Linked DNA regions of Homo sapiens: all the other regions are linked to region 3. A link is a contact called in ENCODE Hi-C or POLR2A ChIA-PET data. All regions are on one chromosome and are shown on one strand. Each heading gives the region's core, a stretch centred on a gene start or an enhancer-like site at or near the end of the contact. The rest is flanking DNA. Distances are from core to core; before and after follow the strand shown.

What was found. Hi-C counts contacts between places; a loop is a spot of excess contacts on that map. ChIA-PET counts read pairs that join two places held with the same protein, here RNA polymerase II (POLR2A). Pooled maps may share reads with other maps.
Region 1: a loop to region 3 is called in a map of ascending aorta, with 9 times the contacts of the local background. The contact joins the promoter of ZBTB37 here to the promoter of DNM3 in region 3. A Hi-C loop is called at or near these places in 2 of 168 maps with a recorded cell type or tissue (CD4-positive, alpha-beta memory T cell and ascending aorta) and 11 of 50 pooled maps. POLR2A ChIA-PET finds 5 or more read pairs at or near these places in 1 of 52 experiments (CD4-positive, alpha-beta T cell).
Region 2: a pooled map shows a loop between it and region 3 (12-fold over the local background). The contact joins the promoter of METTL18 here to the promoter of DNM3 in region 3. A Hi-C loop is called at or near these places in 4 of 50 pooled maps.

What each region holds. Positions count from the first base shown.
Region 1 is chr1:173,867,053-173,870,012 of GRCh38, forward strand. ZBTB37 (zinc finger and BTB domain containing 37) reads left to right here and starts at 1,328. Exons shown (of 5, transcript NM_001122770.3): 1 at 1,328-1,353; 2 at 1,873-2,068. GAS5 (growth arrest specific 5) reads right to left here and starts at 937. Exons shown (of 12, transcript NR_002578.4): 1 at 908-937. SNORD74 (small nucleolar RNA, C/D box 74) reads right to left here and starts at 693; the gene lies at 622-693. RefSeq lists a silencer at 1,363-1,772 and an enhancer at 1,407-2,606.
Region 2 is chr1:169,793,270-169,796,296 of GRCh38, forward strand. It overlaps METTL18 (methyltransferase 18, RPL3 N3(tau)-histidine), which reads right to left and starts at 1,638. Exons shown (of 2, transcript NM_033418.4): 1 at 1,546-1,638; 2 at 1-628. The coding sequence starts at 426. FIRRM (FIGNL1 interacting regulator of recombination and mitosis) reads left to right here and starts at 1,771. Exons shown (of 25, transcript NM_001320047.2): 1 at 1,771-1,846; 2 at 2,560-2,714. RefSeq lists an enhancer at 1,371-1,690.
Region 3 is chr1:171,840,247-171,842,954 of GRCh38, forward strand. It overlaps DNM3 (dynamin 3), which reads left to right and starts at 1,252. Exons shown (of 21, transcript NM_015569.5): 1 at 1,252-1,571. The coding sequence starts at 1,411. RefSeq lists a silencer at 1,067-1,296 and an enhancer at 1,497-1,676.

The DNA.
Region 1 (2,960 bases), core at 78-2,577, 2.0 Mb after region 3:
TCAGGTACAGATTTTAATTCATTGTTCCACGGTTCTTTTTTTTAAAGAGTGTTCTTTAAAAAAACGGTTCGTCTTTTTAAACCAATGATGCAGGTAACATACCATTCATTATCTAGCGACAGGTAAAGGATACACTTAATGTTACAAAGAAGCACTGCACCCGCAGTTAAGAACCACCGATGGCGGCCGGGCGCGGTGGCTCACGGCTTGTAATCCCAGTATGTTGGGGGACCACGGCTGGTGGATCACCTGAGGTCAGGAGTTCAAGACCAGTCTCGCCAACATGGTGAAACCCCGTCTCTACTAAAAATATAAAAGCCTAGCATGGTGGCGCGCGCCTGTAGTCCCAGTTACTTGGGAGGCTGAGGCAGAACTGCTTAACTCGGGACGCGGAGGTTGCCATTAACCGATGTCGAGCCACTGCATTCCAGCCTGGGTGACAGAACGAGGCTCGGTCTCAAAAAAGAAAAAAGAAACACTAATGGAAATATTGGTGACACTGCGGAATGCAGGCACTTAAGCACGTGGACTACCACCGACAGCCTTTCATGAGAGCGGACGGCTGATGGAGGCTCGGGTCACGGCCCTTAACAATAGCTTACTCGGGTGACTCGGCATGTGCCACCATCAGAGCGGTTGGCATTCATCATTACTCTCAGATGTCCCTACCAACACAGGCTTCATCAGAGGCAGGGCACGAGAGCCGAGGCTTCTCCGCAGTTCTACTCTAACATAGTCGCAGCTTAGGTCACGCATGCACCATATGTGCAATCCCCCACCATCCTCAACTTGTAGGCCCTGCAAAGGCGCGCGACTGGCTTAGAAGTCCCAGTCAATTCAGGGTGACCTTAGCAGACAAAGGCTGGAGCGCCCCAAAACCCGCAACATTCGCAAAGATAAAACATACCTCACAGGAGTCGACTCCTACCTCGAAAAGACAGTATGGTGCCTGGGCTCCTGTATATAAGAGTTCTTTTGATGACGTCACGACGCACGCTCCCGGCAGCGTCCGCTTCGGCTCCTCCCCCTAACCTCCCTCAATCTTCCTCTCATCCAGTATCACCTTCTTCCCACCCCTTAAGTCCGCCCCTTTTCCCCGCCCTTCCTCGCCATTGTGGGCAGAGACATGACCGTCCACGTGATGCCGTGCTCCCGCCCTCCTCCCGACTGAGGAGGAAGAGCAGAGAGGGGAGGGGGCGCGAGGCAAGGAAAGCTCTGGGGATGGGGGAAGGGGGGGCGGTGTAAGGCTGAGTGATTTCCTTCCGGCACGTCGCCCGCTCCGTGGGAGGGGGTGGGGGATTTCACTTCCGGGACGGTGTTCCGGCCCATTCCGGCCCATTTCCACCCCCGGAGGTAGGTGCTGCTCCTTGACTGGACTCGGGCCCCACACCCCAGTGCCACTTCCCTGCACCGGGGTCACCTCGCCCGCCCTCCGCCGCAGCGCGCTCCTGGGGCGCTCAGCTACTTTCCTTCACCCCGCCTCCAGGCACCGGGCGACCTTCCACCCCCTTGGCCCCCGGCCGGGCTGATCTGCCGGACCCGCCCCCTCGCGGGGCCCCTCCCTCAGGACCCCGGGAAGGGCGGCCCCCTCCCCCACCGCAGCCGGGACACACCCAGATACGCACACCCACCTCCTGGCAGCTCCCCGCCCGCCGCCGCCTGGAGCCGGTCCCTGGGCGCCGCCCCCTTCCTAGTTCTCACCTGAGCGCTGGCTCCCCCGCCCGACGCCTTGTCCCCATCTTCTCCGAAGTTCCTCAGTGACATTTTGCCCTTTAGCCAGTTCCCCTCTCCCCAGGCTTCCTAACGCAGAAGAAAGCTGCTCAAGTGCTGGAGTGGCCAACCCCATGCCGTTCCCAATTCTCCCTTTTACAGCTCTCACCCCTCCAGTGCCGACGGTAGCGAAAGACTTTCCTCCAGGGGCTTCCTCACTGGGGAATTGCCGGAAAGAGCAAACAAAAAAGGCGCTGGTGTAGGCTCCAAAATAAACACATCTGAATTCATGATGGCATCGACAGAGGCTCTTATTGGATTAAAAGTTTCAAAACAAACAATAACGCTTTGGAAAAAGGTCAGATTGGCTAAAGTTGATTGTTGAAAACAGTGTATACACTTCCCTATTTAATAAGTGTGTTGTTAATGCGGGGCAGTACTGTGAGCTTGGCAGAGTAAGTTCCTGAAGTTTCAGGTGTGGTGTAACTATGTAATATATAGATAAGTGAACGCACATTGGGCTTAAGTAAATGTCTTCCTGTTCGGATTTATACAAACTATTTTCAGTAGTTGAAACTGTACTTTCAACTATCTTGTATACAGCTTCAGGTTTAGTGTTTCAGCCATTTTTTAAAAATATTTTAATGGAAAAATGTTGGCATACTTGGTAAATGCTGTATTTTTTCATCGGATCTGGAGAACTAAGTTTCAGGATGGAAGTATTCATCACCACCTCGGAATTGCCAACTTCGAATTTGGCAGATTTACCCAGCTTTCCTAATTTTGACAACTGAACTTCACATTCTCTGCATCTTGGTTGAATCCTGGCACAGCTGTGGGATTTTTCCTAGAGTTTGCTTCACAGCCCTATAACCAAAGTCTTTTTGTGGGGGGGGCTCTGATTCTTAAGCTTAGAAATATTAGCCTACATTCATGTGGGATATTAGTCCTTTTATAAAATAATAAACATAATTCTTGCAGCAGGTAGTAAAATACTAAGAAGAGGGATATCAAGCTATGTAGAATTGCATTTATTCAGAAAGCTTTCCTCCTCCAGAGAAAAGTTGTAAAGTTATGAGATGTTATATTCAGTCTGCAAGTACCTTATAGTTAACACTTAAAAGTCCTTCCCCCTACCTTCTGTTGAACTTCTGTTTTGATGTTATATAACTTATTAGTAAGGAAAGCATGGTCATAACATGAATTTTTAGGAGTCTAAAGATCACTTTTTAGTTTTAACTATGTCCTCC
Region 2 (3,027 bases), core at 388-2,887, 2.0 Mb before region 3:
AGGGAAGTTCTCTTTCAACAAGATGGTTTTCACTACTGATAACTTAACATGCTGGAAACCTGGTAATGTTTCTATGACTTTATTTTCTAACATCTTCTTTAAATCTTTAGGCATAGCATGCTCTTTGGCAGCTCTCAAGGAGGGCTGTTTTCCATGTGGCTCCAAGTTCCTTGAACTGCTGGCTGCACTGAGTGGACTGTCTGTGTCTTGAGAGGGAGCTGCATTTTCCATTGACTTATGTTCCCACAAGTGATCCTGAGGCAAGTCAAATTGTTCTGCAGAACATTTTCTGTCCCTCTCTTCTCCTTTTTGACTTTCTGAGACTGACAGCTCTTTTGAGGAATCCAGGGTCAAAGCTCCATCTCTAATGGGTGTTAATTCATTTTCCAGATGGTCTTCTATAGTGAAATTAAACTGAAAGGTCATCCTCTTATTAAATGCACACAATCTTTAAATTCAGATTCTTCAACTTCTGGATAGAATTTGATGATACACACAAATCTGCCTCAATTATTCAATTAGTTTTGTTGGGCCCAATTTCTCTTTAGCAGCTTATACATGGTAACAAATATTTAGAGATATTTCCAAATGACTTTTTAGACGTCTTTGGTCCTCTTTCCAAGCAGCTCTGGAAAGAAAAAAAAAAAAAAAAGAAAGAAAATGATGATTAAAGCAAAATGGCACATTTCACTAAAGTGTAATATTAAACAGCCACCCCCACCCCTCCCTGTCCCACCATACAGCTGCTTTTTCTTAAAAAGTTGTGGGGAAGAGAGAGAGATAAGAGATTTGGACACTCATACACACCTTAAGGGTTCCAAAGTGGGAGAAGAAAATCAACTATAAAAACAAACAGAAGAACAACAGCAACCACCACCACTACCACCTGGACAAACATAAAGTCCAAGATATTCAGACAGGACAGCCTAGCTACTTGCTGTCTTTCAGCTGTCTTGATTTGTGTCCAACCATATTCACCCCCTAAGCTTCCAGAATAACTTCACTTCTGTCTTTTACAGAAGAGGTGCAGTATTTTATTTTGGTAAGTCAGCGTCCCTTTAAAAACATGCATAGGTATGGCCTGGTGTGTGTAAATTCATCCAAGACTTCACTCCAAACATTTAGTCGAGAACAGCAGCCCTAAGTGTATAGAAGTGGGGGTAATTTGGCAATAATTAGTAAAGACTAATTCGGTGGCAGAGCAAACGCAAACTAGGGCACTGCAGTAGTTTGGAGAGACCTGTAGAAATAAGAAGCAACTTTATTGAGAATCTTCTATCTACTGCGCTAGACACTATACCATCTGCCTCAATTTTCACAGTTCTGGCAAGTGGGATCTTTGTTCCCTTTATACAAGATTTACAATTTGGGGGAGAGGCGGGTCACCCAGTCCCGCGGCTAGGAACGCGCCTCTTTCCTCTCCCATCACGCTGCAAGGCTTGGAGTCACTTCCGGCTGCAGGTCCCGGAACAAATCCGACCCCAGAAGTGGGGACTTCTGGCCCTCACCTCCCCATTTGAATGTAATGTTTACAGTGATCCAGACCTGGGGATGCTTGCTTCCCGACGTGTCCTGGGATCGCGCTTCTGAAAAAGCTCACCTCACAACGCCTCCTCCGGACCTAAATCGCGCACCAGTGAGTCGAGTCCTCCAGGGGCTAGAGAAGCCCGACTTTCTTTCCGGCCTTGAGGGACCCGGGCTCACCAAGAAACCAGCCGCCCTCCTCTCTATGGTTTTGGAGCCGGCGGAGAGCGCGCAAGGGTTGGCGGGACTGCGAGTTTCCGGTCTGGGCTTTGGCGGGTCTGGTTTGAAGCTCTCCTGTTTGACGAAAGTATGTCTCAGGAAGGTGCGGTCCCAGCTAGCGCGGTTCCCCTGGAAGAATTAAGTAGCTGGCCAGAGGAGCTATGCCGCCGGGAACTGCCGTCCGTCCTGCCCCGACTCCTCATATCCTTCCTTGGTTGTCACTTCTACCTAGAGAAGGGTGTGGGCGGGTCGCGAACCTTTCTCTTCTGTCCCTTCAGACCCACCGCCAGGCTGGGTTATATTACCGCGGCCTGAACCCCCTCTTTTCTTTGTCAGTGAGTGGGATGAAAAGTGAGGGACTGGAGGGGAAGCGACAACCGTGGTAGATTTAAGTAAGGCTTTGGCCCTGGAAAGCCTCGCGGACGTGTTCTGACCCAAGGTTTTAGCAGTGGATGTGGCGTTTTCTTCCATTCCTTCTTTCAGTTTTTCTGTACTCGTTGCTTGCAATTAAGTGTAAATACTTTTGCTAGTGGATAATGGGGGAGGCAAGGACTGAGACCTGCGGTATGACGATAGCTCTGGCTCTTAATAGTTTGAGGTAAAGCGAGATACTCTGAGCTTTTGTCTCCCGTAAAAAGGGTGGTGAATATGAATAAGGGCTTTCTTAGCGTTATAAGAATTAAAGGGCATAGTTCTGTGGTGTGAAATCTTTAAAAGATGTTCAGTAAATAAAAATGATTTTCCTCCTTCCCCTCTCAGACCTCTTTTTCTTCTTTCTTTCTTTTTTTTTGACAAGTTCTCACTCCTCTCACCCAGGCTGGAGTCTTTCTGAAAGAGTTCTTCCGCTTGTTGTTGGCTTTCAACTGTTGGATTTGAGGCGCTTAGCGCCTTCTTCGTCCGGGTGCAGCACATTCTTGATTGGTCTCATGCCTTTGTGGTTGTAAATGTGCCTGGAATCCTAGCCTTTCATGGTAAACCATATGTATATGTATCTTTTTCACAACATTTGAGCCCAGCTTTATACAATTACACTCAAAAGAAAAAAAGTAACCTTCACTTGAGAGAATCTCAATACTGCACAAATATTGTGCAGCTAAAGCCCTATGTAATCACATAGAAGTCATTCACCTAGGCATTAGCAAAATCTCAGAAGGTGCCAAAGCCCCCTTTTTTAGTTTTTGTGTAGGTACAGAACTGCCGTCTTCAAGGAGTTTCAACTTGAAAACAAATAGCCACCCTCAAAACATTCAAAAACACTTAAACTGCGTGCATAATGTGTGTGAG
Region 3 (2,708 bases), core at 2-2,501:
TATCTGAGATTGTTGCTATATCAAAAGTCTTTTTTGTGGCAGAGATTATTTCACTATATATATATACCACGTTTGTTTATTCATTCACCTGTTGATAGACATTTGGGTTGTTTTCAGGTTTTTTGACATTATGAACATTTTAATATGTCTTTTTAGAGTTAGAAGGAACTGTACATTAAATGCTGAGATTACAAAAGATGACTTCAGTTTTGAATAAATTGAGTCTGTAGTACTTGTAGGACACTCAGGTAGTATTCTGGGCTCCTCTTGGAGTACAGTCTAAGTTGCAGAAGAGAGACAGGGTCTAGCAATGTAAATTTCTGTAGTCGCCAGCCTTGATTCAGAGTTAAAGCTATGGGAAAGTCCTCAGGCAGAGGACAAACATTAGACAAGAAAATGCCCATATATGAAACCCTGCGAAGCATCAGTATTTGAGGAGCAGACTAAAAAGGAACCGTCTGTGGAGGCTAAGAGAAGCATGGCCATTTATCTTTGTGTCCCGATCATCAGGCACAGGACCCCACACACAGTCACTTCTCAATGTGCTAAATTTCACAGAATGCGTCCAGGGTACCTGGTTCTGGATAGATCCGGTAGAAGGAGATAGACCGGGAGGGCAAATGGCATGAGGAGTCTCACAGGCCAGAGTGATTAAAGGGGTGTATCGGGGCGGTAAACCCTACAGACTCTACCTGTGCTTATGCGGGGCTGGGGAGGACGAGTCATTACAGATGAAGAATTAAGTAAGGTCAGACCACTCAGGGCCTTAGATGGATGTCACATTGAAGAATTTAGACTCCAACAGGCCTGCCACCCTGGGAGGAGTCATCGCGGATTCTGGAGAAGGGCGTGACAGAGGAGATTTCCTTTCGGGAAGTGTAGTCTGGCAGCGGTGCCCCGGTGGTGGCGGCGGCGGTGCTGCTGTTGCTGGTGATCGTGTGGTGGTGTTAGCGGCGATAGTGCTTTCCACTGGGCTTTGGCTTGGTAGCCGCTGAAAGAGAACAACGCTGCCGCTGCTGCTGATTTCATGCCATTTCCTGACCCGGCGCTGTAACTTGGCCTCTGAGCCTTGGCCACAGAACGCAGAGGCCGTGGCATCTGGCCGCAGCTGGGCTGCAGTGCGTGCGCGCCTGGCCTGGTGGTCCGATGGGAAGCCCGGGGCGGGGCAGCCGCGGGGCGGGGGCGGGGCGTCGCGGAGATAGGCCACGCCCCTGCCCGCCCGCGCAGGCGCGCTGCGGGTCGTTAGCTGTCAGAGCCAAGCGGCGGGCTGGCGGCGGGCTCCGACGTCTGCGCCAGGACCTGGCTGGCTGAGCCCGGCGCAGCAGCAGCAGCCAGGGCAGCGCGGCCCCTACTCCCTGTCAGGTCGTAGAGGCGAGCAGGGACCAGCTGGTCGCCGGCCCCTCGGGCAAGATGGGGAACCGGGAGATGGAGGAGCTGATCCCGCTGGTGAACCGTCTGCAGGACGCGTTTTCGGCGCTGGGACAGAGCTGCCTGCTGGAGCTGCCGCAGATCGCCGTGGTGGGCGGCCAGAGCGCCGGCAAGAGCTCGGTGCTCGAGAACTTCGTGGGCAGGTAAGCGCGCAGGGCGCGGAGTAAGGATGCGGCAGTGGGGCGACCCCGCTGCGGGCCGTTGGAACGTGGACGGGCAGCGGGAGCCAGAGGGTGGATGGACCAGGCGCTGCGGTGGAATGGGGGGCAGAGTGGAATGGGGGGCAGAGTGGCGGTGTCCGTGGGGCGGGCGGGGTCCTCCAGCTCTGGGCATCCTCCGTCCCCTGCCACCCCCCGCCTGGTGGCCCTCCTGCCTGCCTTTCATCGTGCGATACAAAGCCATTTCCTCCCTGTCCTCCAGTCGGGGAGTCGGGGGAGGGGTCCGCCCCGGGCTCGACCCCCACCCCCTCGGTGCGCGCCAGCCCCGGGCAGCCTCCCTGCGTAGCGCGCCGAAAGCTTCCCAGTGCCCCTCTCCTGTTTTCCCAGCTCAACACCCCCCTCCTTTTCCTGTCGCCCTCCGTGAGGCTCCCTGTGAGGCTGTGGGGCTTTATCCCCCGAGCCCCCTCCCTTAGGTGGAGATGCTTTCCTTCTCGCCAGGGTTCTCGTTCCTCTCAGCTGTCTACTGTTGCCTGCCTCTAGCTGGGGAGGCGGGGTGCGAGGAGAAAGACGTCGTTTGTTGTGGTGAAGCTTTATCCAGAGACGCTTCCCCACCATTCTCCTCCCGGAGAGTCGAAGAATAAAAGGTGGTGTGTTTGCGTGTGCACCTATTCACAGCTTCAGGCAATTGTGAGAGAGCCCGAGGCACAGACTTGGCAGGGGGTGGACGTGGACTTATGTTGTCCAGGTGCCATGTCATTCCTGCATCATCTCGGAACTGACCAGCATCTTTCTCGCACTCTCTCTGCGCCCCCTCCCCCAGCATCATCTTCCGTTCTCTAAGCTCCTATTTGTCTTGCTAGCCTTCAAGACAACATTCTGAATCTAAATTGTAGCTGTGGTTTTCCTCATGACTCTTAATACAGAAACAGCTAAGGAATTAATTTTCGAATTAGGAATCAGCATTTCTTCCACTGAGCAATTCATGAGGGATTAAGTTACCTTAATGGCCTTGCCTGAAGAGTGCAGACATTTGCTAAGAAAAGCCCATTTAAAAGCATTATGAAAACTGAAATCTGTTTCCTAGTAATAGAAAACCAGGTAGAAATGTACAGTATCCAAGAA